2 separate regions of the Homo sapiens genome follow, and region 2 is linked to region 1. Evidence: read pairs that join two places in POLR2A ChIA-PET (ENCODE). Cell type or tissue: OCI-LY7. All regions are shown on one strand. Each heading gives the region's core, and the rest is flanking DNA. Links, peaks and the distances in the headings are about the cores only.

The links. Peaks named below come from ENCODE experiments on the same cell type or tissue, not always from the same donor. Only the 100,000 strongest peaks of a DNase experiment are listed, where the experiment ranks them.
Region 2: POLR2A ChIA-PET joins it to region 1 with 5 read pairs; 5 of 35 experiments call an interaction of 5 or more read pairs at or near these places.

Annotation. Positions count from the first base shown.
Region 1 is chr1:234,683,503-234,699,407 of GRCh38, forward strand. LOC105373208 (a long non-coding RNA gene) reads right to left here and starts at 5,628. Exons shown (of 3, transcript XR_949287.4): 1 at 5,302-5,628. In OCI-LY7, for the core only: a CTCF peak has its summit at 8,297; no DNase peak of the experiment used is centred there.
Region 2 is chr1:234,488,562-234,504,466 of GRCh38, forward strand. No RefSeq gene overlaps it. Among named protein-coding and RNA genes, the nearest start is that of TARBP1, 17 kb to the left of the region's middle. RefSeq lists enhancers at 2-61, 6,574-6,783, 10,562-10,856, 10,851-10,900, 10,941-10,990 and 1 more. In OCI-LY7, for the core only: no CTCF peak of the experiment used is centred there; DNase peaks (open chromatin) are centred at 6,790 and 7,070; H3K4me3 peaks cover 821 bases.

The DNA of each region.
Region 1 (15,905 bases), core at 8,063-10,562:
ACACTCTATCTCATCCTATTGTATACTAGAAATTATAATTTTCCTCCAATTCATTACTTTGATTATTCTACAAAATCAAGACTAAACTGGAATTCAAATCAGAAAGGCTAAGAAGCAAAGAATAACAATGGTGAACTTCAAGATAAATATCCCACATTATTTTCAAGGCAGAGGCCAGTGTTGCCTTCTGCATCTGTTTTGGGAAGAGTGCCCAAAGCCTTCAGAGGAGACAACCTTTTGTGCTGTGTCCCCTACTCCCCCCCCCATTCTTACCCTGAATAGCATTCTTTCCAAAAAAGAATAAAGAATACTCAAGGAAAACTATTAAAATGCTTGGCAAAACTACACAGACAGACACAGAGGCCAATTAAGTATAAATATTTCACACCAGAACTGTCTTTTTGACCCAGCCACTAATATCTACCCGGCCACAGATCTAAATGTTTGGATGAAAACGACAGAGCAGAGGAGGGCTGGTCAGCCAGCTGCAGAGGGGCGCCCCTTCGGAGCGTTCGCATCTGCCTGAAGAATATGTGTAGTACGTTTTCCTAGAAGCATGGAGGGGCATGCGGGTTTGACCATCTTCCTAAACCTGGAGAAGGTCACTGTTTTCCTTCAGGGATTATTCTGTCTCACCGCTTTTGTTTTTTGGTTTCCCTTGATCTAAAACAAAAGGGTCTACTTTCTTCTTTGGATTTTGAAGCTGTGGGTGCCTTTCTTCTCAGTTAATTTTTTTTTTTGTTTTCATCTGTTAAGACTTAGCTAGTTTAGGTTTTGAAAATGAACACACTGACAGCCATTGTGAGAAGATAGCCTGGCCTTTTGGAGGACAAATGCTGTGGGGTGGCGTAACCTTGAGGCTCAAGTCCTGGCACTGGCATTTAGTGTGAGTCATGCTGTATTGCTTCACCTCCTGGGCTTCAGTCTCTCCATCTGTGAATGTAGAATGACAATACCTGCTGTGCTGTAAGGTCACTGTGAAGATTAAATGAGATAATGCTTTGTAACCTGTTGGCCTCTGTGCAGTTTAAAATGATGTTTTTCATTACTTGGCTAAGTGCTGTACACCCACTGCTCTGTAGGCAAAATTCAAACAAAAAGCTTTGTAATGCTCCCACCCATTGAAAACATTACTATGTTAGCCTCTATATACATAAATTATTATAACAATACCTGGAAGGTAGGAAACACACTTTGAATTATATTGTTTCTAAGAGTGAGGATAAGGATTACTTTCATTCATTTATACTTTTTGGGCACCAATAATATGTATTTGTAAGATGAGATGGCCACTTTATAGATTGCATCTTGTATATTAAGAAACAATTAAATCTATTTTAAAAGTACAGCTAAAAACCTCCATTTCCCGAAATAGCGTGGATTAGATTACCTAAAATCTTTCCTACTACAAAACATCTAGAAATGTTAAAAACCTGTAATATTCTTTTAAATTCATTATTTGAATTCCAAGAAAGTAAGAAATATCCCTAGGGAAAAAAATGAAGATGGATCTGAACACCAAAATGTAAGCACAAGCCAATGTTGCAACAGCCTGGGTGGGGAAAGGGGAGTGAGAAAGTATGAAGTTGCCAATCTTATTAGGCAAGAGGATCTGCCTCTCTCAATCTCTATCTCTCTTTTTAAAAAATTAAATTAAAAAATTTCAAGCACTCACATAGAATACTATATGACACCTCCAAATACCTGTCACCTAGATTCATTACCAAAATCTTGCAACATTTTATCTTTATTGTTTGTATTTTTATCTTTGCTGAAGTTTTTACATTGAATCCTAGACATCATGCCATTTCACTTCACATATTCTTATATGCATATCTATTTAAACAGCACAGGAAAAGAGGTATGAGTATAAAATCAAAGAATTCAAACAGAGGCCTTATAATGTTAAACTTGAATTGGAAATATTAGCATGAACTCTCTCTTAAGAGAGAGTTTTATCTCTTAAGAGAAAAGGCCTGGCAAAAATGAAAACTCAGGAGCAAGAGGTCTTTGATGACTTCCTTTTTTCTGACACTGAAAGATGCCCCAGGATCTTCTTGGACATTTCTTGTCCCAAATCTGTAATTATTCATTTTTCCAAGGAAGCCTGGTCTTCTTAGTAAGAAATGACACTTAATGACCAATCCAGGACTGACACAGATCCTAGAATAAGCAAACAAGGACCTTGAAGCAATTACCATAACTGTATTCAATATGTTCAAAAAGTTAAGAAAGACATGGAACATAAATTTTTAAAATTAGACTTCTAGAGATGAAAACTACAATGTGTGAGATGAAAAACACACTGAATGGGATGAGGGGATTAACAGTAGATTTGACATTTTTTAAAAAGATTAATGAACTGGAGGACATAAGCAATAAAAAACATTCAAAATAAAAAATATAGAAAAAATAAGTTTAAAACATGAAAAAAGCATCAGTGAGCTGTGGCACAACTTCAAGTTTTTAATATAATAGGGGATCCTAAAGAAGGGGGGAAATAGAAAAATATCTGATGAATAATGGTCAAAATATTCCCCCCGATTTGATGAAAACTGTAAAACTACAATCCAGAAAGTTCAATGAATCTCAAGCACAAAAATTATGAAGAAAACTACACCAAGATACATCATAATAAAAATACTCAAAGCCAGTGATAAGAGAAAATTTTCAAAGCAGTACATTTATCTACAGAGGAACACATGTAAGGGTGATAGCAGACTTCTCATAGGAAACAATGCAAGTGAAAAGACAATGGTGCAACACCTAAAAAAAGCACTGAGCACTAAGTGAAAGAAAAACTCTGTAAACCTAGTATTGTATACCTAGTAAAATATCTTTCAAAAATAAGGTAAAAATAAAAACTACTTTCAAACATATGAAAGCTGAAAGAATTAATCACCAGCAGACATACACAATTAAACATTTAAGGAAGAAATATCAATTTTACAAAACTCTTAGAAAATTGAAGAGGAAGAAATGTTTTTCAACTTCTTATCTTTTCTTTTTTTTTTTTTGAGACAGTGTCACTCTGTCATCCAGGCTGGAGTCCAGCGGCATGATCTCGGCTCACTGCAACCTCTGCCTCCCAGGTTTACATGATTCTCCTGCCTCAGACTCCCCAGTAGCTGGGATTACAGGCATGTGCCACCACACCTGGCTAATTTTTGTATTTTTATTAGAGACAGGGTTTCACTATGTTGGCCAGGCTGGTCTCAAATTCCTGACCTCAAGCGATCTGCCTGCGTCGACCTCCCAAAGTGCTGGAATTACAAGTGTGAGCCAATGTGCCCAGTCGTCTTGTTTTTCAACTTCTTATGAGACAAGCATTACTGATACCAAAACCAGGAAAAGATGAAAAAAAAATCTACATATTAATATCCCTCAGGAGCAAAGGTGCAAAATTTCTAACCAAATTTTAGCAAATCAAATCTAACAATATGTAAAAAAGATAATATATGAGTTTCATATGGAGTTTATTCCAGGAAAGGAGGGTTGGTTTCATGTTGGAAAATTAATGTCATTTGTCATATTAATTAAAAATGAAAACCATATTATCATCTTGATATAAACAGGAAAAAATACGGTAAAATCAAACATCTATTCCTGATTATTCCAACATCTCAACAAACTATAAATAGAGGAAAATGTTCCCAATCCGACACAAATCATCTAAGAAAAATCTACAACTAACATCATACTTAACAGAAACAAGTCAGGAATGTTGGCTCTTACCACTTCTATTAAACATTTTGCTAGAAATCCTTGCCAGTGCAACCAGGGGAGAAAAAGAAATAAAAGGAATCCAGATTTTAAGGAAAGAAGTAAAACTGTCTTTATTCTTCATGACATGATTATCCATGTGGAAAATAGGATGGATTCTACAAAAAGGCTACTGTAATGATATAAGATCAATATACAATAATCAATTGTACTTCCATAAACTATCAACAAACAGAAATTTAAATTTCAAACAATTTAAATTGCATCAACAATATGAAGTCCTTGTCTGACAAAAGATGTGCAAGCTGTAAACACTGAAAACTATAAAACATTGTGAGAGAATTTTTTAAAGACCTGAATAATGGAGAGATGTACTATGCTCATGGGTCAGAAAATTCAATATTGTGATGTCGTTTTTCCTCAGATTGATCTATAGATTCAATATCCTTCCAACCAAAACCTGAGGGGGTTCTTTTGTGGAAATTGACAAGTTGATTCTAGGCTCTATATGGAAATGCAAAGAACCTAGAATAGCCAAAACAACTTTGAGTGAGAAGAACAAAATGGTAAGACTAATGCTACCTAATTTCAAGACTTACTATAAAGCTACAATAATCAACACAGTGTATTTGTGACATAAAGATAGATTAACAGCCCTGAAATAGATACACACATACTTAGACTACTGACTGTCAACTAAGGTTGATCCACTTTAAGTTAATTTTTCATATATTTTAAAAATTGCAAATATTTTTTGCAAGGCAATTTGGTAGTGAAAGGATAGTGTTTTCAACAAATGGTGTTGGAACAATTGGATATACATATGCAAATAAAAGGAGCTTTGATTCCTATTTTATGCTATATAAAAAATTAAAGTGGATCATATACCTAAATGTAAAACCTAAAACTACAAATATTCTAGAAGAAAATATAGGAAAAGAAATCTCTGTAACTTTGGTTTAGGCAAAGATTTCTTAGATACAGCACCAAAAACACAATTTATAAAAGAAAAACAAATTGATAAACTGAACTTCATCAAAATTAGAAATTCTCTGCTCTTCATAAGAGACTGTTAAGGAAGTAAAAAGGTAAGCCTCAGATTGGAAGAAAATATTTGCAAAGCATATACTGGATAAAGAACTCTCAAAACTCAATAATTTTTAAAAACCCACACAATGTAAAAATAGACAAAAGATTGGGACACTTTTCCAAAGAAGACATACAGATGGGAAATAAGCACATGAAAAAATGTCTAGTAACATTGGTTATTAGGGAAATGCAAATTACAATGGCCCTCCTTTATCTAGGGGGGAATATGCTCTGAGACCTCCAATGGATGCCTGAAACAGCAGATAGTACCAAACCCTATGTATACTGTGATTTCCCTATACATACACACCTATGATAAAGTTTAATTTATAAATTAGGCACAGTAAGAGATTACCAACAACTAATAATAAAATATTATATAATAAAATATTATTATAATAAAAATAATTATAACAATATACTATAATAAAAGTTATGTGAATGTGGTCTTTCTTTCTTTCTCAAAATATCTTTTTGTACTGTACTCACCTATGTTCTGGCCCATGGTTGACTGTGGGTAACTGAAACTGCAGAAAGTGAATCAGCATGCTGGGTGCGGTGGCTCATGCCTGTAATCCCAGCACTTTGGGAGGCCAAGGTGGGCGGATCACCTGAGGTTAGGAGTTCAAGACCAGCCTGCCTAACAGCCTGTCTACTAAAAATACAAAAATTGGCAGGGTGTGGTGGCACGTGTCTGTAAGCCTAGCTACTTCGGAGGCTGAGGCAGAAGAATTGCTTGAACCCAGGAGGACAGGTTGCGGTGAGCCGAGATCACGCCATTGCACTCCAGACTGGGCGACAAGAACGAGACTCCATCTCAAAACAAACAAACAACAAAAAAGTGAAACAGCAGAGAAAGGGAGACTGCTGTAAAACCACGATTAAGTACATGTACACAGTGTCACAGTTCTTTTTGTGCTGCCATAACAAAATACAGAAGACTGGGTAATTTATCAAAGAACAAAAATGTATTTCTCATAGTTTCTGGAGGCTGCAAGGTCCCAGATCAAGATGCTGGCAGGTTCCTTTGTCTATTGAGGACTGCCCTCTGCTTCCCAGATGGCGCCCAGTTGTGGCGTCCTCTGGAGGGGAGGAACACTGTGTCCTCACATGGTGAAAGGTGAAAGGGCAAGGGAGTCAAAAGCTGCACGAAATCTCTTAATCCCATTCATGAGTGAGGAGTCCTCAGGACCTAACCACCTCTTAAAGGTCCTATCTCTTGATACTATCACATTGGCCATTAAATGTCAACACCTGAATTTTGGAGGGGACACATTCAAACCATAATATACTCCTATTAAAATGGATAAAATTATAAGGTCTGACCATACTAAATATTGGAGAGAATGGGGAAGAATTGAAATTCTCATGCTCAGGAGAAATGTGCAATAGCACTTCTATGGAAAGCACATTTGCAGTTTTTTTTGAAAAGTTAAGTATATACCCTACTATCTGATGTAGCCTTTCCACTAGTAGGTATTTATCCCATAGAAATAAAATCTATGTCTGCACAAAGATTTATATAAAAATGTTCTTAGCAGCTTTATTTGTAGTAACCCCAAACTGGAAACGACCCAAATGTTCATCGATGGCTAAACAATTGTGACATAGTCATACAATAGCATACCACTTGACAATTAAAGGTATTGATACAGACAACATGTTGAATCTCAAAATAATTATGCTGAGTAAAAGCAGTCAGACACAAAGAGTACATACTAAATAATGCCATTTGTATGAATTTCTCAAAAATTCCAACATAAAGTAAATCAGAGGTCGCCTGGGGATATAGTATGGAGGAGGAGCAGGAGGTTAAAAAAGGCACAAGGACATTTTAGATTACAATAGATATGTTTGCTACATTGATTATGCTTTTGTGACTGTACAGTATCACCAAACTTTACAAAGTGTGCCATTTAAACATATGCAGTTTATTGAATATAAGCTGTTTAAGGATCCTAAAGAGAGAGAGAAAAGAGAATAATGATGGCAATTAATTCAACCTCATCAAATATATAAAAATTTATGGGCTGGGCGCAGTGGCTCATGCCTGTAATCCCAGCACTTTGGGAGGCTGAGGTGGGCAGGTCACGAGGTCAAGAGATCGAGACCATCCTGGCCAATATGGTGAAACCCTGTCTCTACTAAAACTACAAAAATCAGCTGGGCGTGGTGGTGTGCACCTGTAGTCCCAGCTACTTGGGAGGCTGAGGCAGGAGAATTGCTTGAACCCAGGATGCGGAAGTTGCAGTGAGCAGAGATCACACCACTGCACTCTAGCCTGGTGACAGAGCAAGACTCTGTCTCAAAAAAAAAAAAAAGTATATAATGATGAGAAAAACATATTGGTCTCCACTAGAAATCATTACTGGTAACTTTTATCACTATTCTGAAAATTGATATGGAAGAAGGAATGTCAAGTCTTGATAGTGATTTTGTTTGTTTTGTAAGTTACATTTTGAAGAATCCCAGCTAATGTGTATAGAAGGAACCACAGAATTAGAAAATCATTTTGCAAACCTTGATAAATCCGGGCAGTGATTATCCAAAGATACTGAAACCACTAGGTAAAAAGTAGATGGTGACTTCTTTTGTAATGATGGAATAAGGTCAGACACCACCTGGACCCCTTGACCAATCTCAGAATTACTAAAGAGACAACCACACATGATGTGCCTCCCTCCTAAATGTGGTGCAGTAGGAAGTAGACAGAATGACCTATGAAGTATTCTTTCAAAAAAATGGAACCTAAATCTGTATTTCATCATTTGATTTAGGGACATAGAGGAATCAGTTAAGCAACTAAATCTTAGGACACTCGTCTTAACTCACAAGACACTGATGCTGCTATATTAATTTATATTGCTTAGACCTGCTCGGATGTTTTTAAATAAATGGAATATTCATGTATTTTCTTTTGGGGAAAGCTTCTTTGTGCCTTTTCTGGAAACTGGGTATGTATAAAAGTCTCAGGCTTCAGAATGTTACTCAGTGAGTATTAAACCAGGGAACAGAGAGTGGGTGTTCGTGAGAGTATTTGACCTTGGATGCAACAGAGGTTTGTGAATTAATTTTACTTCACTCCAGAGAACTCCATTTGAACGCTGGACTATCCAGAAGAGCCGTACCCTTAAATTATGTTTCGCATTTGTATATACCCTTAAAATATGTATATGTCTATGTATTCTTAACTTACATAAATGTTAGATATTTATTTAGTATATATATTTTTATTGACAACAAGTAAAACAATTTACTGAAGGCCTACTCTGTATCAAGCACTTTTGTAGCTACTAGAGACATGATCATCTTGTGCACGTGTTTTGAATTTATATAAATGACACTCTACTATATATCTCAATCCATGTCTTACTGTCATCAGCCAACAGTATCTTATTCAGATTTCTCCATGCTGAGTGTACATCTGTTTTATTATTCTGACTACTGCATACTATTCATCAAACGCTCATATCAACCCTCCTTGTGGTAGAAACTTATATTGCCTCCAACTCATCACTACCACCAATAATACTGCAATAAACATATCCTTGGGCCTAGTCTGTTATAATCAGAGTTTGTCCAAGTTATATGCCCAGGTATGGGATTGCTAAATACCGCCAGATTGCTCTCTGGAGTGTCTACACTCATTTAGACTTCTAGAAACGTTTCATGGAAGGCTAGTTCCACAATCCTCAACAACAATTCACATTATTCAATTTAGTATTTTTCCTCCAATCTGACAGACACAAGATGCTGTCTCACTGTTGTCTTAATTGCTATTTCTTTGGTGATAAGTATTACCTTATATTTGGATTGCATCTTCATAGCCACTGCCCACTTTTCTGTTCCATCGCCTATATTTTTTTCTTTTTTTTTTTTTTTCTTTTTTGAGACAGAGTCTCACTCTGTCACCCAGGCTGAAGTGCAGTGGCATGATCTCAGCTCACTGCAGCCTCCATCTCTCAAGTTCAAGCGATTCTCCTGCCTCAGCCTCCCACGTAGCTGGGCTTACAGGCACCCACCACGCCCGGCTAATTTTTGTATTTTTAGTAGAGACGGGGTCTCACCATGTTGGCCAGGCTGGTCTCAAACTCCTGACCTCAAATGATCCACCTACCTCAGTCTCCCCAAGTGCTGGGATTACAGACGTGAGCCGCCATGCCCGGCTTATTTTTTTCTTTTAAATATATCAGATCTCCCCCAAGTTAATACGATCAATGCAATTCCAGTTCGAAGCCTAGCAAGAGTCTGCTTTGTGTGTTGGAGATGTTCCATGCATCGCAATTCCCCACCTCAGAGGGGAAGCTCCTGGAGCTCAGGGCTGCTATTGCTCTTGAAGCTCCCACAGCACTCTCCCCAGAGCCTCACTTAGAGCAGGCCTCAGTGAATGCTTATTGATGGGATCTGTGTGAGTCAAGAGGCAGCAGGAAGAGGATGCTGCTGGTAAGCTGGTCCCTTTGAAAATGCAGAATCCAGGCACGGTGGCAGAGCTGGATGGCCAAGAGTAGGGACCTGTAACACCTGAGGCATTGTTGATGGGAACACTTTAGAAAATGTTCTTTCCTGAGGGACCAGGACAAATGCCCTTTGAAATCCTATTTCTAAAAATAAAAATGAAAGGAACAGAAACAACAACAAAAAAAACTATACATTTTTTAGCTAGAAATATTCCACCTAAGAGCTTCTTTTTTCCATAGCACTGAGAGCTCATGCCAAGTGCCGTCCTGAAGCTTCCATGAACTGTAGCCAGTGACTGCCTTAGACAATCTTACATTGAGTCCTGTTCTAGATGCCAAGAATGATAATATCATTCCCTGGAAACAGCAGGCCGCTTGGAGAGTATTGGGAAGAGGCTGTCCTTGCTCAGCACCTGTCACCCAGATTGCGTGCTAACTTCTCTGGAGCTCCATCTTTATTCTACATGTTGATTAGATGCACTCAGCATAATAAATTGCAGAAGGCTTCAAAGTTTCTGTAGCTAAGTACTGCTCAGAGACAGTGACTCTGTCAGTGCTGAATGAAGACACTGGATCTTGCTTAGCTACCATGCCATGCTGAATGTCTTGGACCTGGTTCCTTTTAGCAGAAGGCTGATTAAACCCACATAGTGCTGAGATCATAGGAATGACTGTAAATGGCAATTATCTGCTTGAGGGTATGTCTTGTTTTCTCAGATAGACTGCAAGCTGCCTGAGGACATAAACCACAGATTATTCCTCCGTTTTTCTAGAAGAGAGCTATGCTCATAATTCAGCACTTAATAATTATTTGTTACAATTACTAATGAGTGCATTAATTAGAATGAATAATCAACGCTTGATGTTCAATGATCCCAGAATACATCAGTATGCCTGCTAGCCCAAGAGCCTGTATATAATACCAGAGTTTAGGTAAATAATGTATATAATACCTACCTAAACTCTGGTTTAGGTATTACAAACTCATTGAACATCAAACCTTGATTATTCATTCTAATTAATTCACTCACTAACAACTGTATATTAGTAATTATATATATTATACTGATGTATTTTGGGATGATTGAACCAATAAGGAGCAATAAGATTTTGTTGATATAAAGAGAAAAGCAAGTGGAGGAAGAGAAAAGGAGTTAAAACTGCAAAGGTATGAATGACCCCAAATTAGTATGGACTGGTTGGGTGCACATCCTGCTGGGTTACTCAGTACTCTTGGTTGTCCTCAGTATTGAAGGATTTGGTCAACGTTTCTGCCAAGCCCAATTTCTCTTTCTAGCTTAACTTGCTCTAGGTACAGCCCTGGATAATCAGGCCCTGAAGCCTAGGGTTTATTAGTCTGGGGATGGGTAAGAGATCCAACCAGCTGGCCAGGCGCGGTGGCTCACGCCTGTAATCCCAGCAGTTTGGGAGGCCGAGGCAGGCAGATCATGAGGTCAAGAGATCGAGACCATCCTGGCCACATGGTGAAACCCCATTTCTACTAAAAATACAAAAGTTAGCTGGGCATGGTGGCGTGCGCCTGTAGTCCCAGCTACTTGGGAGGCTGAGACAGGAGAATCACTTGAACCTGGGAGGCAGAGGTTGCAGTGAGCCGAGATCGTGCCACTGCACTCCAACCTGGTGACAGAGTGAGACTCTGTCTCAAAAAAAAGAGATCCAACCAGCCAATCTATCAACTAGCTAGCAATCACAGTCCTCTCCTGGGTTTCGAGTGAAGAGACACAAGGAGAGGGAATAAGCAGCAGCCCTGAGGATAAGAGCTGAGTCACATGGATAGTAGCACGCTAGTAGAAAGACTGGTGAACTCTTGTGGCTTTAACTTCTGTCCCCCCTCACTCCTGATGTTCAGCTTTTCTTGAGTTTCTGCAAAACCACTTTAAACCTTAAAAATGCATACCTTTACATGTTTCCCTTATTCTTTTAAAAATTCCAGGCTGCTTTGAACAAGCTTCTGATCTCTGCCACCAAATGAGCTCTATGTCTAAAGCACTCCTCTCAATGACAATTTCATAGCTTGGGCTTTGATGGGTAACCTGCAGCCCCACTGGCCGCTCCAGCAGATGGTGACCCTGTGGGTGGTAGAGAGGCTTGAAGGATCTAGTGCATCTCAGCTGAAAGTGGCTTGTCTCAAACAGATGTGAGAAGGCCCAGTGTTGAAGGGATTCAGGATCAGGGCAACCTGCTGTCCTCCAGTGGTGCAGCCGCTTGGCCTCTACTGATTTCACTGACCTAAGTGATCATACACAGTGGCCTCTGCCCCTGTGATAGCAATCAATCCAGCCAACCAGATGCACCTGCAGCAGAGCCATAGAATTCCAAACTAGAATAGACTTCAGAACTCCCTTAGTTTGTGGATCAGCTCTACAGCTTCTCTTACGAATGATCATCCCATCCTTTCTTAAATGTGACAGGGCAGCCAATATCAAGATACCCTCACAGAAAGTATGTGGCCCCTAATTTTAATCCAAAGTCTTCCTCCCTCTAAATTCTACCCTTTGATGCTAGTTCTGGACCCTTCAGATATACACAAACATAAAACTCTTTAAAGAATTTAGTCAGTCTACACATTTGGACAAAAGACTCACATCTCCTTTAAAGCTTCCTCTTTCCAGGTGAAATACGCCTAGACCCTCCAGCCATTCCTTCTGCAGCATAATTTTGAATCTCTTCATCATCATAGTCACTTTTTATCAGGCCTGAGTTGGGCTCTGAGTTGACTCTGGGTTTTTCTTCAAACATGTCAGCCATGTGCCCTTGGATGGCATCTGATCAGGGGGAGTAGAGCAGGCCTCTCACCTCCTTTTCCCCTATGCAGGTGACTGCATTCACCTCCGGGGCAATTCCTCTCTTTTAACTGCAGTTGTGTTTGAGCCCACCTTTCCAGTCAGTGGCAGAAGGCTGGCCTGGAGTGACAGCCAGGTTCTGACCTGCCTGTGCCATCCTGGGGCACCAGAGTGGCCAGTAGTGCCTTAGCCACCCTTACAGAGAGTCAGCCCTTGTCAGCTCCACAAGGGATAGTCCCACTCTTACCACAGGCATGGGCCGGAGCCAGGCCCTGATCTCAGCTGGACCAAGGAGACCCCTGCCCTGGTCAGTTAGCTGTGAGGGGCCTCACTGGAAGGCCATTGAGACATGGAAGCTGACCTTGCCTTTTGGGTTGGTCATGAGAGACCAGCGAAGCCTCGTGTTAGTCCATTCTCACACTGCTCTAAAGAAATACCCGAGACTGGGTAATTTATAAAGGAAAGAGGTTTCATTGACTCACAGTTCAGCATGGCTGGGAAGGCCTCAGGAAACTGACAATCATGGCAGAAGGTGAAGAGGAAGCAGACACCTTCTTCACAAGGCAGCAGGACAGAGTGAATGGCGAAAGGGGAAGAGCCCTTTATAAAATCATCAGATCTCGTGAGAACTCACTCACTATCACGAGAACAGCACACTGCCCCCACGATCCAATCACCTCCTACCAGTTTCTGCCCTTGACACGTGGCGATCGTAGGATTACAATTCGAGATGAGATTTGGGTGGGGAACAGAGCCAAACCATATCACCTCATATCCACTGCAGATATGAAGAAGGCTCCCGGAAGCAAAGAAAAGAATCTGCAAGGCCCCACAGAGATAGAAACAGAGAAATTAACCAGCGACTTTTCACTTCCCGAAAGTCCCCACTAACCCTCTTTCAACTGGTTTCCATGAGGTTTCTCTGAAATAAATCCCCTTTTAAATTTAAGACTCTTTGTATGAATGTTGGTTCTGAACAAATAGTCCCTTGACTAAGCCCCTAAGCAAGTCTGTGAACCTTAGTTTTCCTTCTGGATACACTGAATTGAAGTATGGTGGGCTCCTCCCACTCTGCGATTCTATGTCACATCATCCCATGCTACACTTCTGTACTTGGGAGGGCTTTGAGAATAAAAGCCTAAGGGTATAACTTTATACAGAGCCCCTGGTAAATTTCAGCTTGTGTTTTGGTTAATCTTCCAAAACATCTCACATTTTGGAATATGTCTGGGGCTTTGATTAGCAAAAAGTAAATGAAAGAACAATTGAGAGTAGTGGCTTCACACATCTTCTCAGAAACCTATCAAAGGGTTGTCTCTCACATCAGATGAATTGTCCCGGAATTCTATTTATAGATGGCTTAGCAATTCATTCATTCCTCAATTTCACCAGAGGTTAGCTATAGACTGAGGGGGTGCTTTTCTAACTTCAACTGAAATATACATGAGTGGTAGGTACAAAGGTTTTGGTTGGTTACCTGAGAACCAGACACCCACATCTTGAAGGACCATGGAAGTGGACTCTGGTATGAACCCATTGTGAAAGGTCAGATACACCACACAAAGAACTGGTGAAACTCAGATTAGTCAATTTGCCATTTGTTAGCAACACAGGCATAAAGAGTTGGTGGGAAAGGATGTAGGAATTTTGGCTAAAAGAAGCTTTTGGCTTATCTTCAGATTCCAATTATGCAAGGCTATCCCCGTTCCTCATTACCACAGATAAATTAAACATCAGCTTAGAGTTCAACTTGGCAACTTGGAGAAAACAAAGAATATATCTTTGAGGCAAAATGTGGGCTGTATCTATTTGTAGTTCATATGTGCTCCAAAAAGACAGGCAAGCAGAAAGCAAGACTGCCTCTCCCAACTACAGCATTAAATAGCAAAGGCAATGGGAATGTGGGGTATTTCTTGGACACACCATGCTCTGTGGGAAACAGACACTTCTGAAGATACTGTTCAGAGAGGCTTAAGGAAAAGACAAAAAGCGGAAAAAGAAGGAGGAGGCACATGCATTCAGGTCACCTGCAGTTACCATCCACAGACAGCTTTTTGCAGTTGGTTCATCCTGGGTAACTGTCATCTCATGTGAATGAACCGTTGACGTCCATGTCCTTGTGTGTGGTCTTTGACATTAGCCAGAACAACTCCAAATCCCACGTCTGGAATATAGACACCCCTCAGCCCGTTAAGCCCCGCACTCCGCCACCCCATTCTATTAGCTTTCGTTTGACTTCATTTTCTTCCCTTCCCAGTCACTCTATTCTTTTGCTTCAACTGCTCAGCAAGTCCCATCCCTGGGTGAATCCATCGGTCTGCCTCAGTTTCTTCATTCAGAAAATGGGTATAAGTAGAGCTACCCCATGGGTTGGCATGCTGCTGAAATGAGATATGCATGTTAAGGGCATGGCTCCGGGCCTGCAAGCGGCACCCACTCAGCAAATGGCAGTTCTCTACACCCTATGATCTCTCCCTCTCTACCGTATCTTCCCTCTACTTACAAACAGGTTCTTTCTCCTACTTTTGAAAAATCCTTTAAAGCTACAGAACATCCCTCCTTCTCTTCATCACCAAACATCATGAAAGACTCGTGTGCTCACTGCCTCCTCTTCCCTCAGTGTCCACATTCCCACCACCACTGTGGTCTAATTTCAGCCCCATCATTCCCCTTCTCCACCCCCATCCTGCCTTGCCTCCTGACTCTAGTCTCTCAAATGCAAACCCTCAGTGTGATCCCCTATGCTTTCCTTATTTTTTCTCCCTATATCTAGTAGGTCACTAGATTTGGTCAATCCTGTCCCAGAAACATCACCTGGCTTTGCATTTCCACCATCTTAAAGTCAGTTCCCACCTCCCACACCGTCTCGGATCAGGACCATCATGACTTGTCTCCCTGCTCGGTCTTGGCCTCTCAGATCCATCTTCACACCCAACTCTGCTTAAAACTCTCAGGGGTCCTTCATCATCTCCAGGACAATGTCTGAACCCCTAAGCATGGCACATGGGGTCCCGCCTGTGGCCTCACACTTACCCTGCTGGGGTCCATGCACACATGAGTGCAACGCATGACTTCCACACCAGGCCCCGATCCCCTGCCACCCTCCCTCTAGCTAGACCTCCCTTGCCCTTTCACTTTGGATTACACTCCCTGTCCTCCCATAAGACCCAAATCAAGTATCGTTGCCTTGGTAAAGGCTTTCCCAACCGCCTGCTCAGGGGCCCACAGCACTTTGCTGACACTGTAACTTACCTTCGGGAATGTAGCCTCCTCCACTGCAGTAGGCTGCAGATGGTGGGGATCTTAACCAGGGTGACGGCCTCAGCACTTGGCATGGAGTCAGGCTCATAACAGGTGACCAAATACCACATGCTGTGCAATTAATAAAATGAAGGAAGATGCCGGACGCAGTGGCTCAAGCCTGTAATCCTAGCACTTTTGGAGGCTGAGGTGGGTGAATCACTTGAGGCCAGGAGTTCAAGACCAGCCTGTCCAAAATGGTGAAACCCTGTCTTTACTAAAAATATTTAAAAAATTATCCAGGTGTGGTGGTGCATGCTTGTGATCCCAGCTACTCAGGAGGCTGAGACAGAAAAATCGCTTGAACCCAGGAGGCAGAGGTTGCAGTGAGCCGGGATCGCTCCTCTACACTCCAGCCTAAGTGACAGAGTGAGTGAGACTCTGTCTCAAAAAAAAAAAAAAAAAAGAAAGAAAGAAAGAAAGAAAGAAAGAAAGAAATGGGCCAGGCATGGTGGCTCACTCCTGTAATCCTAGCACTTTGGGAGGACAAGGCAGGCAAATTGCCTGGGCTCAGGAGTTTGAGACCAGCCTG
Region 2 (15,905 bases), core at 5,801-8,300, 200 kb before region 1:
ACTAACCAAAGGGAGGAAAGGGTGGCCCGCCCAATCTCATGGTGTCTCCAAGACCATGTTCATATCATACTGACTGCTTCTGTGTGTGTCGCCTGAGACTCCAGTAAAACTGCTATGAACAATTGGAGTCACCAAATTTCCCATCAGTTTGTCTTTTAAACACAATCTAAAAGCATTTTAAAAAGAAAAAAAAAGTTCTTATTTCTGCTACTAGCTACTTTCATTTCCTTTTTTTTTTTTTGCTTTTCTGCAAACAAACCAAAAAAAAGCCTATGCTTAAGTGGGCTGCACCGTGTCAGTATCTGTAAGGTAATCCATGGAGGCTCCTTCTGGTCCTGGGTCTGGCTTCTTTAGTCTTCAGTCAAATCCATAAGGGTTTGGCAGGCAGAGAATGCAGGATTAAGCCTGCCCATCCAGCCTGCTTCTGAGGCAAAATCAGAATTCTCAGGCTCTCTGCCACTGTCAGAATCGCTCACTCTTCTGCTTCTGACAGAGGAAAGAGATGGCAATAGATTCAGTCACACAAGGATTCCTGTTAAATGATGAATTGTGATGCCATAGAAGGCCGCACATCACTGCGGGGAGAAGTCAAAGCCCAGGGAGTTCTCGCCAGTGTGAGCACGCCAGAGGGGCCTTTAATAGCTGCATTTGCAATAAAGAAGGAGGTGAAATCCATTACCGGCTGTCTTTATTTTGCTAGCCCACTGATAAGCGATTGAAGTCTAGAGAAAGCGCTTCCAAGCACGTTTTACCTGCTCCATTTAGCCAGAGACTTGGACATATCAGGCCAATCAAATCATCACCAATAGCAGGAGCTACGGAGGTACTAATAGCTTTTCCTGGAATACTGGGAATTCCCTTTCCCTACTTTGTAAGTAGGTATCCTTAGAGAGGGTCTGGCAGAGAGTTTTAAATTTTTGTACCAGGACTCAGAGCCAGAGGGCACTGACTGCCTATTAAGTAGACGTTACTGATTCCTCAGGAGGGTGTGACAGGCTCTTAAGGTGAGCTACTGAAACAGTTTTCAAGGTTTCCCACTTGAGGTAGTGTATGGGTTTTTTTTTTTTCTACTTAGGGCAAAAATGGCTTACACCTCACAAAACAGATGCCATTGGCATCAGTCCCCTCTGCAAGGCAGTTTGCAGGCTTTGTCCTAGTTCTCCTGCAGTGTGGCATCTATGTTTTCTTCCCACTTAAACATGTTGTCTGCTGGGTTCTTTCTTGGTAAATGAGGATGTTTTAGGATGACAGTAACACTATACTGGTGAACTCTTAAGTAAGACAGATTGCCCCCCATAGTGTGGGTGGGCCTCATGCAATCAGTTGAAAATGTGAATAGAACAGAAAGATCAGCCTCCCAAGCAAAGGGGAATTCCACCAACGGACAGCCTTCAAACTTCATCTGCACCATCAGCTCTCCTGGGTCTCCAGGCTGCCAGCCAATAGTGCACATTGGGACTTGCCAGCCTCTATAATCGCATGAGCCAATTCCTTGTAATAAATCTCTTTCTATATACGCATACATCTTATTGGTTCTGTTTCTCTGAAGAATTCTACTACACAAGAGTTCCCAAACTCTTACGTTCTTCTGAAGGCATTGTTTATCGAATGTCATAAAGTAAAAAGGAAAAGACATCTTTGCTGAAAGTGTTGAGATGTTCAGTTTAAAGATTGATGTGTTTTTATTTTTTCATTTTTATATATTATTGTTACTATTATTATTATTATTTTGAGACGGAGTTTTGCTCTTGTTGCCCAGGCTGGAGTGCAATGACACAATCTTGGCTCACCGCAACCTCTGCCTCCCGGATTCAAGCGATTCTCCTACCTCAGCCTCCTAAGTAGCTGGGATTATAGGCATGCGCCACCACACCCAGCTAATTTTTTTTTTTTTTTTTTGTATTTTTAGTAGAGATGGGGTTTCTCCATGTTGGTCAGCCTGGTCTCGAACTCCCAACCTCAGGTGACCCACCTGCCTCAGCCTCCCAAAGTGCTGGGATTACAGGCATAAGCCACCTCGCCTGGCTAGATTGGTGTGTTTTTAAGCTGGTTTTGAGATGGAGTCTCGCTCTGTTGACCAGGCTGGAGTGCAGTGACGCGATCTCGGCTCACCGCAACCTCTGGCTCCCGGGTTCAAGCGGGTAATCTCATATCTTACTAATGATGAGTGGTTTTATTTTTTAAGTTCAGTGTTGCTCCCATCAGCTAATAAATACTTCAATGTTTCTGAGTCTGTAGGAAATAGGTGCTATTTAACTATTTAACTTTTCTCGATCTAGCAGTCAATTAGTCAAGATGGATTTCCGCCTCTGTCTGCTATATACTCCCTGTGCATTTCACAAAAGCCCTGTGACAGGGCAGGTTTATCTTCCTCCCCCTTTCCCTGTGCCAGCACCTACCCAGGCTAAGGAAAATGAAGGGAGCTTGTCATGTGAGCCAGGCATGGGAAGGAGACAGCCAGGTGCGTAGCATAAGGCCGTAAAGGAGATATACCAGCAGGAGGTAGGTTTTTTCAGTGTGAAAGGATGAATTGTTTTTTAGATACTTTACCCAGAGACCAAACCTTGGAAGAAACCTCTTCCTGTTTGCCTCCTCCATCCTCAAAATTGAAGACCTCCTCCCCACTCCTTTACACACACACACACACACACACACACACACACAGAGAGAGAGAGAGAGAGAGAGAGATACACACAGAGCACCCCACCCCTTATCTGGCAGCAGATAAGAACACAAAAAGCCTGAGCATCTTATCAGCAGGAGACCTGAAACTAGACCAAGAAGACTTTGGGGGTAGGTGGAGTGAGGGAGGGGGGCTGTGTAAGCAAAAGTGTTAAAGCACAAAGAAACAGTGAGAGAATGATAATAGTAAGTTATTGCAAAATGTACTGCCCCATCATCCCCACCCAATTCCTTTTGCTAGGAGGAGCAAAATGCTGGGTTTGGCTGTAAAGGAAGTAAAAGAAATAGTCCTTGATCTTATTTGCATTCAGTTTGAAAATCTAGGTATCAGTACACTAGCACCAAATCTAGTATTCTTTGGGCAATTTCTTTTCGTAGCTAGAGATGACACTACGAAAAATATTAATGTCTATATGAATGAGCAGGGCTGTGCAGTTTAGCACTCGACCACAGTTCTCTATAAATACTGATGCCCACCAGTTGGGAACTATAGTGGTGGGTTTGTTTGTTTGTTTGTTTGTTTTGTGATGGAGTTTTGCTCTTATTGCCCAAGCTGGAGTGCAATGGTACAATCTCGGCTCACCGCAACCTCTGCCTCCCGGGTTCAAGCGATTCTCCTGCCTCAGTCTCCTGAGTAGCTGGGATTACAGGCATGCACCACCATGCCCGGCTAATTTTGTATTTTTAATAGAGACAGGGTTTCTCCATGTTGGTCAGGCTGGTCTCGAACTCCTGACCTCAGGTGATCTACCCGCCTTGGCTTCCCAAAGTGCTGAGATTACAGGCATGAGCCACCACGCCCGGCCAGTGGTGGTTTTTGAAGAGCTTGTTGCTGCTAATAACTTTGCCCCCTTTTTTTGTGCCAGGGGCCATCCAATGGCTACACTCAAATGAATTTACGTTGCCTAGGTTCTTAGCAGTTTTCATGCCCCTGAAGATGTAAAAAAGTGTCAAGATCGGTAAGAACAACGTGAGATCCAGCAGATATTGGCATGCCTGTGATGCTCCAGGCACTGTACTGGGGCAGTTACTATCCCTGGCCTCTCCAGGGAGCTTACAGTCTAGTTTATTTTTGTCTGTTTGGCTGCTAGAAGACAATGTCATAGACTGGGTCACTTATAAACAACAGAAATTTATTTTCCACCGTTCTGGAGGATGGGAAATCCTAGATCAGCGCAGTGACACATTTGGTGTCTGGTGAGGCCCCTCTCTTAGGTTGTAGAGGGCTGACTTTTCAGTGTATTCTCACACAACAGAAGGGGCAAGGCAGCTTTCTGGGTTTTTTTTTTATAAGGGCACTAATCCCATTTATGAGGGCTCTGCCCTCATGACCTGATTACCTCCCAAAGGCCCCACTTTCTAATACCATCACCTTGAGGGTTAAGATTTTGACATGTGAATGTGAGGGGACACAACATTCAGTCTGTAGAATAGTCCAAATAGTTTTATGGAAAATTAATAATTTTATTTTTATTTATTTATTTGAGACACAGGGAGACTCTGTCACCCAGGCTGGAGGGCAGTGGAGCAATCTTGGCTCACTGCAACCTCCACCTCTGGAGTTCAAGCAATTCTCCTGCCTCAGCCTCCCAAATAACTGGGATTACATGCACCTGTCACTATAGCTGGTTAATTTTTGCATTTTTAGTAGAGACAGGGTTTCGCCATATTGGCCAGGCTGGTCTCGAACTCCTGACTTCAGGTGATCTGCCCACCTCAGCCTCCCAAAGTCCTGGGATTACAGGCATGAGCCACTGTGCCTGGCCAAATTAATGATTTTATAACAACCACTATGCAAAAGAAGCAAAGAACATGCTGAGAGCCTATGATGAGATGCTTCACCCCAGTCTGTGCAGTAGGACTGGCTTTTCTGATCAATGGTGTTGTCAGAGGTGTTTGAAACAGAGCAACTTTATGTCGAGTAGGGGCTCGGTAAAATGAGGCTGAGACCTACTGGGCTGCGTTCCCAGATGGTTAAGGCATTCTAAGTCACAGGGTGAGACAGGACGTCAGCACAAGATACAGGTGATAAAGACCTTGCTGATAAAACAGGTTACAGTAAATAAGCTGGCCAAAACCAAGAGGGCGACGAGAGTGACCTCTGGTCGTCCTCACTAATACACTCCCACCAGTGCCATGACAGTTTACAAATGCCATGGCAATGTCAGGAAGTTACCCTATATCGTCTAAAAAGGGGATCCATGAATAATCCACCCCTTGTTTAGCATATCATCAAGAAATAACCATAAAAATGGGCAGCCAGGAACCCTCAGGTCTGCTCTGTCTACGGAGTAGCAATTCTTTATTCCTTCACTTTTCTAATAAACGTGCTTTCACTTTATGGACGTGCCTTGAATTCTTTCTTGTGCGAAACCCAAGAACCCTCTCTTGGATCGGGACCCGTTTCCTGTAATAGTGTGTCAGCTGATATCTACAGAAAGAGGGAGTCAACTAGACTAGAATTGAGTAAAAAGCCTCCTCCACCCCCAGGGGAAACTATGTGGAAACCCCAAGGCAGTTGGGAGCAGGGAAGAAGGAGAGTGGGGAAGGCCAAACGAATGGAGTTGACAGAGGAGGCAGGACAGGTGGGCACCCCAGGCCAGGTAGGACAATCAGCCATGAATATCAGACTCATTCTAGGTGGGAAGCGACTGTAGGGTTGTTTGAGGAGAAGAGGGAATGGTGACTGCTTTGATTTGCATGTTCAAAAGTATAACCATTAGGTTGAAAGAGCAGGATCCCAAATGTGTAGGAGAAATCACTCACCAACTCCTTGATTCAACATTCCAGGGTTATTCCTTCTTTTCTTCTTAGAAAAAATTAGTAGAATACACGTAACTTAAAATTTACCATCTTAACCATGTTTAAGGGAACAGGTCAGTGGCATTAAGTACATTCATATTGTTGTGCGACCATCTTGCAAAATTGAAACTCTCTGCCTATTAAAAACTAACTTCTGATTCCCCACTTCCCCAACCCCTGGTGACCACTTTCTCTCTCCTCTATGAATATGACTCCCCTAGGTACCTCATATTAGTAGAATCACACAGTATTTGCCCTTTCGTGACTGGCTTATTTCACTTAATATAATGTCCTCAAGGTTCATCCATTTTGTAGCATGCATCCGAACTTCCTTTCTTCCTAAGGCTGAATGATATTTCATTGTATGTGTGCCATGTTTTGTGTATCCATTCATCCATCAGTGAACTCTCGAATTGCTTCCACCTTTTGACTATTATGAATAATGCTGCTATGGACATGGGTGTACAGACAGACAAGGCCCTGCCTGCAATTATTTTGTAAATATACCCTCAAAGGCTTTTTCTTGAATCCTGATTCTGGGAATTACACTATACTAAACACTATGGGGGTTTAGAAACCTAACTATGACAGTCTCTGACACCCCAAAGAGACAGGAAAATGCCCCCACCCCTCTCTCTGCAGCTTTCAGTGGAGTAAATAAATAAGTGGTGACTGATGTGATTAAAAAGACAGAACTAGTTAACAGGACTGGGTAAGATGCTTAGGTCAAGTCAATAAAAGATGAAGAACCACTGGAGGGTTTTTGTTTGCTTGCTTGCTTGGTAAATTGGTTGGTTAGTTGGTTGTCTGATTTGTTAAAAAATTAAATTAAGTTAAACATAGAAGCACCTGAACTGAATTAGGCTACAGAAAAATCCCACCAGAGTCCATATGTAGGATGAATTGGAGAAGGAGGGGAAACTGGAGACAGAGGGCCTAGAGAGGAGGCTGTGGTAATAGCCCAGACAAGAAAAAATCAGGGTCTTAAATGACACCGTATCAGTGGCCATGGAAAGAAAGGACTCTTTCTTTGAGGTTAGTGCCCATTTGCGATTGGTTGACCCTGATTTCAGCAAGATCTGGTCTCTGAGCCCACAATGTGCCTCTACCTTCTGGACTGTCAGCCTCTGTCAGAGGTAGAACATTTCTTCCCCTAGGGGATCCTTCCATGAAGAAACATCTCCATCTGCTTCATCTCCTGCTTCCTTGTGACCAAATGAAATCCACCCAGGAGAGCTCTGCATCACACACCAACGGTCTCAGGGCTGTTTCCAGCAGCAGCTTTGAAGGACAGCTTCTCCGAGCAGGAACTCCCACTGGGCAACTCAAGAAGCCTCTAGGCGACTCAGTCCCTTTAGCTATTTTTAGTGTGCCTTTTACATTCAGAAACTGGAAACCTTCTGTACAAACTCATTTTTTTTCTGCTTCCCTCAGGCAGAAAGTTTCAATCTTAAACCTTCATGCTAAATGACACAATGTTTGAGAATTTAGCTTACTTTCTTTCCTCATTGTTACCGCACTATTCATACCTCTAAGTATGCAAAGAGCTCTGAATCTTACAGTTCCGGCTCAAGCAGCAGTCAAATTGCAATGAATGAGGTCTCTAACTGTATTAAGACCATGATGTCAAGCTGGGGGTGGGGTGGGGAGGGTGTGCAAAACTATACAGTCATTGAGGGACACAAACTTCAACCTCCACCTCCACCCCAAACACACTACAAAAAGTAATGCCTTAAGCTTGAACATGAGCACCGTGTAAGAGGTCCTCACGTCCAGAGTTTGTCCTAAAAGATCTTTCTTTCCTTTCCTTTCCTTTCCTTTCTTTTCCTTTCCTTTCCTTTCTTTTCCTTTCCTTTTCTCTTTCTTTCTTTCTCTTTCTTTCTTTTTTCTTTTTCTTTCTTTCTTTCTTTCCTCTCTCTTTTCTTTTCTTGTTTTTTTTTTGTTTTTGTTTTTTTTTTTTTTTTTTGAGATGGAGTCACACTCTGTCACCCAGGCTGGAGTGCAGTGGCATGATCTCAGCTCACTGCAACCTCCTGCTCCCGGGTTCCAGCGATTCCTCTGCCTCAGCCTCCTGAGTAGCTGGGACTACAGGCACCCGCTACCACACCTGGCTAATTTTTGTATTTTTTAAGTAGAGGCAGGGTTTCACCATATTGGCCAGGTTGGTCTTGAACTCCTGGCCTCAGGCGATCCGCCAGCCTAGGCCTCCCAAAGTGCTGGGATTACAGGTGTGAACCACCACACCTGGCCATAAAATTTTATTTTTTAAAGAGCATTCTTTAGGAATAGGATATAACTAGCTTAAAAAAAAATCTACTTTAACATCTTATTTGCTTGGTACTATTAAGAATTCTAGAAGAAATTGAGCCATGTGACAGTAGAAACATTAATGTTTCATGTTCCATTTACTTTTTTTTTTTTTTTTTTTTTTGAGACATGCTGGAGTGCAGTCGCATGATCACAGCTCACTGCAGCCTCGATCTCCTGGGCTCAAGCCATCCACCCACCTCAGCCTCCCTAGTAGCTGGGACTACAAGCATATGCCACCATACCCAGCTGATTTTTTTCTTTTTTTTCATAGACCTGAGGTTTCTCCATGTTGCCTAGGCTGGTCTCAAACTCCTGGACTCAAGCAATTGGCCAGCCTCAGCCTCCCAATCATTTACTTTTTCTTACTTGCAGTACCCACTGCAGAAAGTCAGACTACTAACAAACGTCTATAATTGGCTAATCTCTGAAGTACTGGAAAAACATCCAGAAGAATAGGACATGAAGCTGACAACACGCTTCATGAGGAATATGACATAAACTTATCCCCCCTTGCCCAGTTTTTTACTTTGAAAATTGTCAAACATATGGAAAAGTTCAATGAATAGTACACCATTCAAGGGCACCATACTTCACCTAGATTCACTAGTTGTTTATAGTTTACCAATTTTCCTTCTCTTCCTCCATCTTTCCTCCTATATATGTGATGTATGTGTGAGTATTTACAGACACACACACATTTATATTCATATACGCCAAACCATTTGAAAACAAATTGTAAGCATGATGCCACTTCACCTTGTCACACGAACAGCCTGGCTGCTCACACAAAGCCTGTTCGTGGACTCTCTTCACGTGGACGCGCGTGACACACCTTAAGTGCTTTAATATGTACTCCTAAGAGCAAAAACATTGTCTTTTATAATCCCAGTGCCATTATTACACTCAAGAAACCTAACATTGATATTTTAAGGGACACTTTTTCAAAAAAAAGGTAAAATTATGACTCGTACAGATACTAAAAAAAAAAGTTAAAGATTTATTCAATTCATTAATAATGAGGAAACTGCAAGACGCTACTGCCAGTTCAAAAGATAATCCAAAGAAGACACACATTTATTGATAAGGATACTGAAAGGAATAAGCAAACTGAGGCAAAACTGGCTGCTTCTTGTCTGTGGTCAAGGATTGTTTTGCATTGTTATCCATGATCTACAATTTATTGAGTTGTAAAATAACTCAAAGGCCGTGAAAGGTGCAGAGCCCCTATAGGATCAAAATTAGATAACCCTGAAGGGTGGGTGGGTGGGTTCTAGACCTTTTCCTATAAAGGGCTAGATTGTAAATGTTTTTGGTTTTGCAAGCCATATGGTTTTTGTACAGATACTCAACTGTCAGTGAACATGCAAGTAATCTTAGACAATATGTGAAGGGTGAATGCTGCTGTGTGCCAATAAACTTTATTTACAAACACAGGTGGCCAGCTGGATCTGGCTCACTGGTTGTAGTTTGCCAACCCTGCTCTAAACAATGCATAATTTTCCATTGAAGCATACATTTTACCCTACAGATGCAACAATAAGATGTTGTTACGGGCTGAATTGTGGCTCCCCAAAATTCCTTTGTTAAAGTCCTAACCCCTAGTACCTCTGAATGTAACTGTAGTTGGACATAGGGACATTAAAAGGGTGATTAAGGTAAAATGAGGTCATGTTGGTGGGTCCTAACCCAATATGACCGATGTCCTTATAAGAAGAGAAAATTAGGACTGGGCACAGTGGCTCATTCCTGTAATCTCAGCACTTTGGGAGGCTGAGGCAGAAGGATCACTTGAGCTCAGGAGTTTGAGACCAGCCTGGGCAACATAGTGAGACCCCCATCTCAAAAAAAAAAAAAAAAAAAAGAAGAAGGAGAAGAAGAAGAAACAATGAAGAAAAGAGAAGGCAACTAGGACACAGATAGGCACAGAGGGAAGACCATGTGGTAACACAGAGAGAAGACGACCATCTATAAGCCAAGGAGAGGGGCCTCAGAAGAAACCAACCCTGCCAACACATTGGCCTTGGATCTTCAGCATCCACAACCGTGAGGCAATATAATAGCCCTAGCAAACGAATGCAGATGTCTTCCAGTTTTAAAAAGACAGCTACATAATCTTGGGTCAAGTGAACAGGATGCTATTTTTCCTTAAAATTGTTTTATTAGATGCAATATTTGCAAGATACATTTCAAAGGTGGAGATAGGAGGAAGGTTTTGATGTCAAACAAGTTTAGAAACTATAGCAAACTGTAGTTCCTTCTTAGAAATCCACTACATTCTCAGTATGTGTCATGCTCCTGAGATATCCTGCAATCAGGTCTGTTTAACCTTTGCGTAACCCTGACTTTCCCAAACTTTGAATGCCTTTTCAAAAAGAGATACAATTCTGATTAATAACACCATCATTCTTGGAACACACTTTGGAAACACTAGTATGAACAAAATATGAGGCAAATATTCTAAGGATATAAAGATGCCTGTGGACTGAGCCTTGAGAACTGTGGGATTCACAAGGCTGGAAGGGAATACACGCGTTCCAGGTAGGGGCGAAGGGAAGACTCCTGTGGCCCGTCATGTGGCGTCATGATGTGGAAAGCAAGGCACAGAGGGGCCACACTGCCCAGAGCCGAGTGCTTATGTTGCTGTGTGATAGGAAGGCTGGTCCTGAAGGAAGGATCAGTGCCCCCTTGTCAAAGAGAACCTGAGGCTTTCAGTATCCAGTTGTAGAATAAGGAGTGGAATTCGGAACATCTGGCCCTCGGTGTCTTCCTTTGGGGGCCCTGGTGATCACTTCCAGCAGAACTTTATCGCCCGCAATGGGTTCCTTCTATGAGGTCTGTCAATGGGGTAAAAGCCCGGATGGTGCGCCCAATGTCAGCCCGAAGCCACCAGATGGCGCGCGGAACCCGCAATGCACGTGCGCCAGCCTCGCGTTTGTCCCCGCACTGGCCCCAGGCCTTGGGAAATGTGTCTTTCCCCAGCCTTTTTACACTTTAGGAAGCTCTTCTTTAGAGAAGCATGTGAAACACCCCCCTGCACAACTGTGCTCCTCCTGCCCTTCCCCTCCTGGGGACACATCAGCAGCCCTTCCCTGGTTTGAAGAGTTTCCAAGCCGAGGAGTCTCTTGCATGTTTGTTCTACTGGAACTCGAAGCAGGAAGCACTGAGCTTCCATTTTGTAACCCACGATCCTGGTGAAGACAATCGTTAGGGAAAAAACATCTTAAGGATTGTGTGTTAGGGCAACCTCATTTCTGGCGTGAAAACAAGCCCCGCAAACACCCTGTTGTTACTCTGGTGTTCTGACTGCAAACACGGGGGGATGTAAGATTTTTACCTAATCCCAAACCTCGGCCCTGAAGAGTTAATGATGTTACTCATGCCACTGGGGCACAAAAGAAAGACTTGCATGTTCGGGTGGTTATGGCTTGCCCAGAGCGGTGGAATGAGCCATAAGGCTGAAGGCCAAGGGACTCGGGCCACCCATGCAGTGAAATAATCCCCCAGAAATGCGGTGCCGGGAGTGGAAATGAAAGTAAAGAGAACAGTCATTCCAGGGCATTGGCTAAACCTGACTAAACCTGACTGATCATCAAGCCTAAAGTTCTCTCGACTCCCAAAACTGCAAATCTCAGATTTTGGGAGGTACTGCGTAGAAACCAGGAAATGACAGAAATCAAGCAGTTGGAACACTGTTCTTGTCCAACTCTGGGTCTTAAGCTCTGTTCTCATTTTCAGTTCCAAAAGCAATGAATAATTAATAAGGTAGTTTTTGAATGGAAAGCACATTTCAATGGATGAGTGATGATTTCCGAAGGGCCTCTGACAGTTTCTGTTTATTTCCTTCCTTCTTTCTCTTTTTGAAATAAAACCGTGGAAGTGAAGACTGAAGCAATATTCAAATATACAACAGCCTGCATGTTTGACCCATCAGAAACTTGCACCAATAATGAAAAGCAGGATCTAATATCTACCTTGGCACCTGCTGTATGCCTCACACTCTGTTCCGTGTTTTTATGGAAGTGATGTCTCATTTAATCCTCACAGTCATGGCTTGGTAGTTGGCACTGGCCCAGGTTTTTAGATGAGGACTCTAGGCTCCTATGAGGTTAAGCAGCTCACCCAAAGTCACACAACTAGTAAACTTGAGAACTAGGAATTGGAACTAGGTATATCTGATTTCAAAGCCTCAGTTCCTCTTCCTTTGCCCATGCATTTCACAGACTCATGGGACCTCATGGAGTTAGAAGGGATCTGGGAGGGCATTTAGACGAATGCTCTAAATAATGCATGAATCTCTTTTCCAGCATTCTCTGTAAGTTGAAAGCTAAACAAGTGTGAATGTGCCTGAAATCAAAAGCTGAAGCTGAAAAAGAAGTCAGAGAAAGACTTCAGAATTCAGATAGAGGGCCTAAAATACATGTAATAGATTTTGTTCCTATTTTCTCTAAAAGTGGGACAGATGTATATATTTAAGTCTGTGAGAAGGCCAACAATGCACCTAAGGAATGAGTCCAGACTGTTGTTCTCTTAGCCCAGCTCAAACGGGAATAGTTGAAGAAAAATGACTAGGAAAAGAAGGCACGTGCTGGTATGGATGGGATGTCTCTGATATCCTGAAGATATGTGCACTGTAATTCAAAGAGATTCAGAGAAATGCCACTGTTTCAGCATACACATCCTCAGGTCCTGGAATGATAAGGCAAAAAGCTCTGCTCTCCCCCAATACTAGGGAAAGGTAACTAAGTGAGAGCAGGTGACCAGCCTCGGGCCACATAGCAAGGAGGTGGCAGAGCTAGAAATAGAACCAAGTGCTGAGTGTCTTGGTTGTGCCGTGGTGCTGCTCACCCTTGCTACCTCACACATCTTCCGTCATGACTGGCTCTGTGTGAATTTGGAAACTCAAAACCAGGTTTCAGTTTTCATTACATACTGGAAACTTGGCCTTGGATCACAAGAAGTTCACTATGGGGGCCGGGCATGGTGACTCACGCCTGTAATCACAGCACTTTGGGAGACCAAGGTGGGCGGATCATGAGGTCAAGAGATGGAAACCATCCTGGCCAACATGGTGAAACCCCGTCTCTACTAAAACTACAAAAATTAGCTGGGCGAGGTGGCACGCGCCTGTAGTCCCAGCTACTTGGGAGGCTGAGGCAACAGAATCGCTTGAACCCAGGAGGCAGAGGTTGCAGTGAGCCGAGATTGCGCCACTGTATTCCAGGCTGGCGACAGAGCCAAACAAAACAAAACCAAACAAAAAAAAATTCACTATGGTTTGTGAACCTTTCAAGCAAATGGAGCCAGGTTTCTGTCATGCGTCGACCCCCACCAATGCCAGGAGGGATGGATGGATTTGAGTGGGAATCAGGCACAATTCCATCAACGTGGTATTGACATGTCCCGGAGTGCATGCTGGCCTGGAAGGACACCTGGAAACGGGGGCCCTCTACAAATCCCAGGTGCCGTGGAGTCTTTCAGAGCCAGTCAGGGAATAACTTGGGGAGAGAGAGAGAGAAAAGGAGGGAATGATTTAGGAGGTGTGCATATTCATTTGCAAATGAAGTTATGGAAGTTGCTAGTGAGATTTTTATTGGTAATTAAGTGATAATGCCTGTGTAAAGCTGCTAGAGTTGGAATTCCTGTAAAATACTGAAGGGACTGAGGCCCTTTTGAGAAATGTCTTATTGTTTAGCATTTTCAGAAACAATTTAGGTTTCTGTAGTATCTTATATCCTGTAACTAGTAACTCCTCAAAGCATTCTTGCGAGGCAGGTCGCTGGGCTAACCTATTTGTGCACCTCCAAAGATTGTTCATTTACATGTAGAGGGTATGTTAGATGACACCTCTCTCTCTCTCTGTGACACACACACACACACACACACACACACACACACACGCTAGGATAGAGGATCAAATGTCCTTCACATGGCATGGCCAGGTAGAGAGTGTTTTGTTTTGTTTTAAATCATTAAGATCCTGTATATGATTAGCTTGAGATAATCCAGTTTAATTAGTGGAATTAGAGGAATTAGGAAGGATCCAGGTATGGTGACTACTGAAAGACCTTGAAAGAATTTATGTTTGGGGCCGGGTGCGGTGGCTCATGCCTGTAATCCCAGCACTTTGGGAGGCCAAGGCACGTGGATCACTTGAGGTCAGGAGTTCGAGACCAGCCTGGGCAACGTGGTGAAACCCCATCTCTACAAAAAATACAAAAAAAAAAAAAAATTAGCCAGGTGTCGTGGCACACGCCTGTAATCCCAGCTAGTCAGGAGGCTGAGGCAGTAGACTCACTTGAACCCAGGAAGCATAGGTTGCAGTGAGTCAAGATCGTACCACTACGCTCCAGCCTGGGTGACAGAATGAGACTCCATCTCAAAAAAAAAAAAAAAAAGAAAGAAAGAAAGAAAAAAAGAATTAGCATTTGAACTGCTATGACTGCTATGTAAAAAAGTAATCACTTTCTTCCCTTGCTGGCTGGCAGAGGTGGCCCCAACATCCACAAGGCTGGGAGAAAGTATCAAAGGAGAAAATCAAGAACCTGGCCCCAGTTCAAACTGGATAGTAAGCCCTTGATTAATTAATAACTGCCTCTTCTGTAAATATTATTTGATATTGAGAGAGAGACTCACTTATCTACAAATGTGCCTTGTCTGTAGTGAGAGGTCAGCCAGGACAGGTAGGTCAGAGGGTGAAGTCCAAACTAAGCAATTCCAATGTATCAATTTTTTCAAGAGCATACTTTATTGTTGTTAACATATAAAAAGAAAATATGTTAAATTAATACATATCTAATCAAAAGTCTAAAAGAGTAGTGTGCTCACATACCAACCATGCTGGAACTCAGCTCTTATTAGCTACCTGTTCATGTGGGAGGTGGGTACATGTGAACATGCCTGATATAATGTCAGGGTGTGGGCACGCCTCCAAAAGTTAGAGGGTCTGGGCTCCAGGAAGTGGGTAATGCAGCCCTGGGCACTGGGGGAGGAGAGTGAAAAAATGAGCCATTAGGGTCAGAAAGGAAAAGGGAGAGAAAATTTGGGAACAGGAAAGGCGTTTCATTTTAAGCACCTGGTGCTTAATCCAGGATTTTGTAACACATCCTCACTTTTTCTGGAGGTTCCTAGATTATATCCCCTAAAAATACCATAAGTTTCCTAAGCCCAGATGATGTAATAATCCATGTTTCATGGACTTCCCTCTGCCATTGGCTGGTTGTTCTGTTGTTTTCTGGAGAATAAAGTGACTATGGAGATCTTGAAGGTGATGGACACTTAACCAAGGCCTGTTAATGAAAATATGAAGGGTATTTTGGAGATGACTATTTGCTAGGAGTTTCCAGAGATGAACTGAATTGTCGCATTATCTGTACTATTATTAGTCACAGACTTTATCCATTTTTTCCTTCCCTTGTTTAGCTAATTCTAGTACTTCCTGAGGGATGTTAGTTTTAAATTTACTACTGATGGCCAAGACTAAGTTTCAGGCCAAAAATCTTAGTTCTTGCAAGACTATAAAGCCAAGTCATCTTTTGGAATTATCCAAAGACGTATAACAGAGGACAGGAGAAAACAAATGTCACCCACTCATTTAAACACACAAATACACATTTATAATGGCCACCACACACTGAAAATTTACTAGATGAGTGACACTCCACTGTGCCCATTTAATAATGGGATCAATGAACAACTGAATAAACCGATTGCTGTATTTTGATTGCTAGCTCCTCTTTTTTCCTCACTCCTTGTTCCCATTGTCCTTTTAGCTTCTTTATGCTCTGTTTTAGCAAGCTCATCAAAGATTTAAACATCTGCTTTTTGTCAAAACATCTCAAATTTATATTATTTTCTGTGACCTTTCTCCTGTGCCTATAAGATATCTTTACCTATCTGATATGGGTTGGCTGTGTCCCCATGCAAATCTCATCTTAAATTGTAGCTCCCATAATTCCCATGTGTCGTGGGAAGGACCCAGTGGGAGGTAATTGAATCATGGGGGTAGGTCTTTCCGTGCTATTCTTGTGACAGTGAATAAGTCTCATGAGATCTGATGGTTTTATAAATGGGAGTTCCCCTACACAAGCTCTCTCTTGCCTGCTGCCATGTAA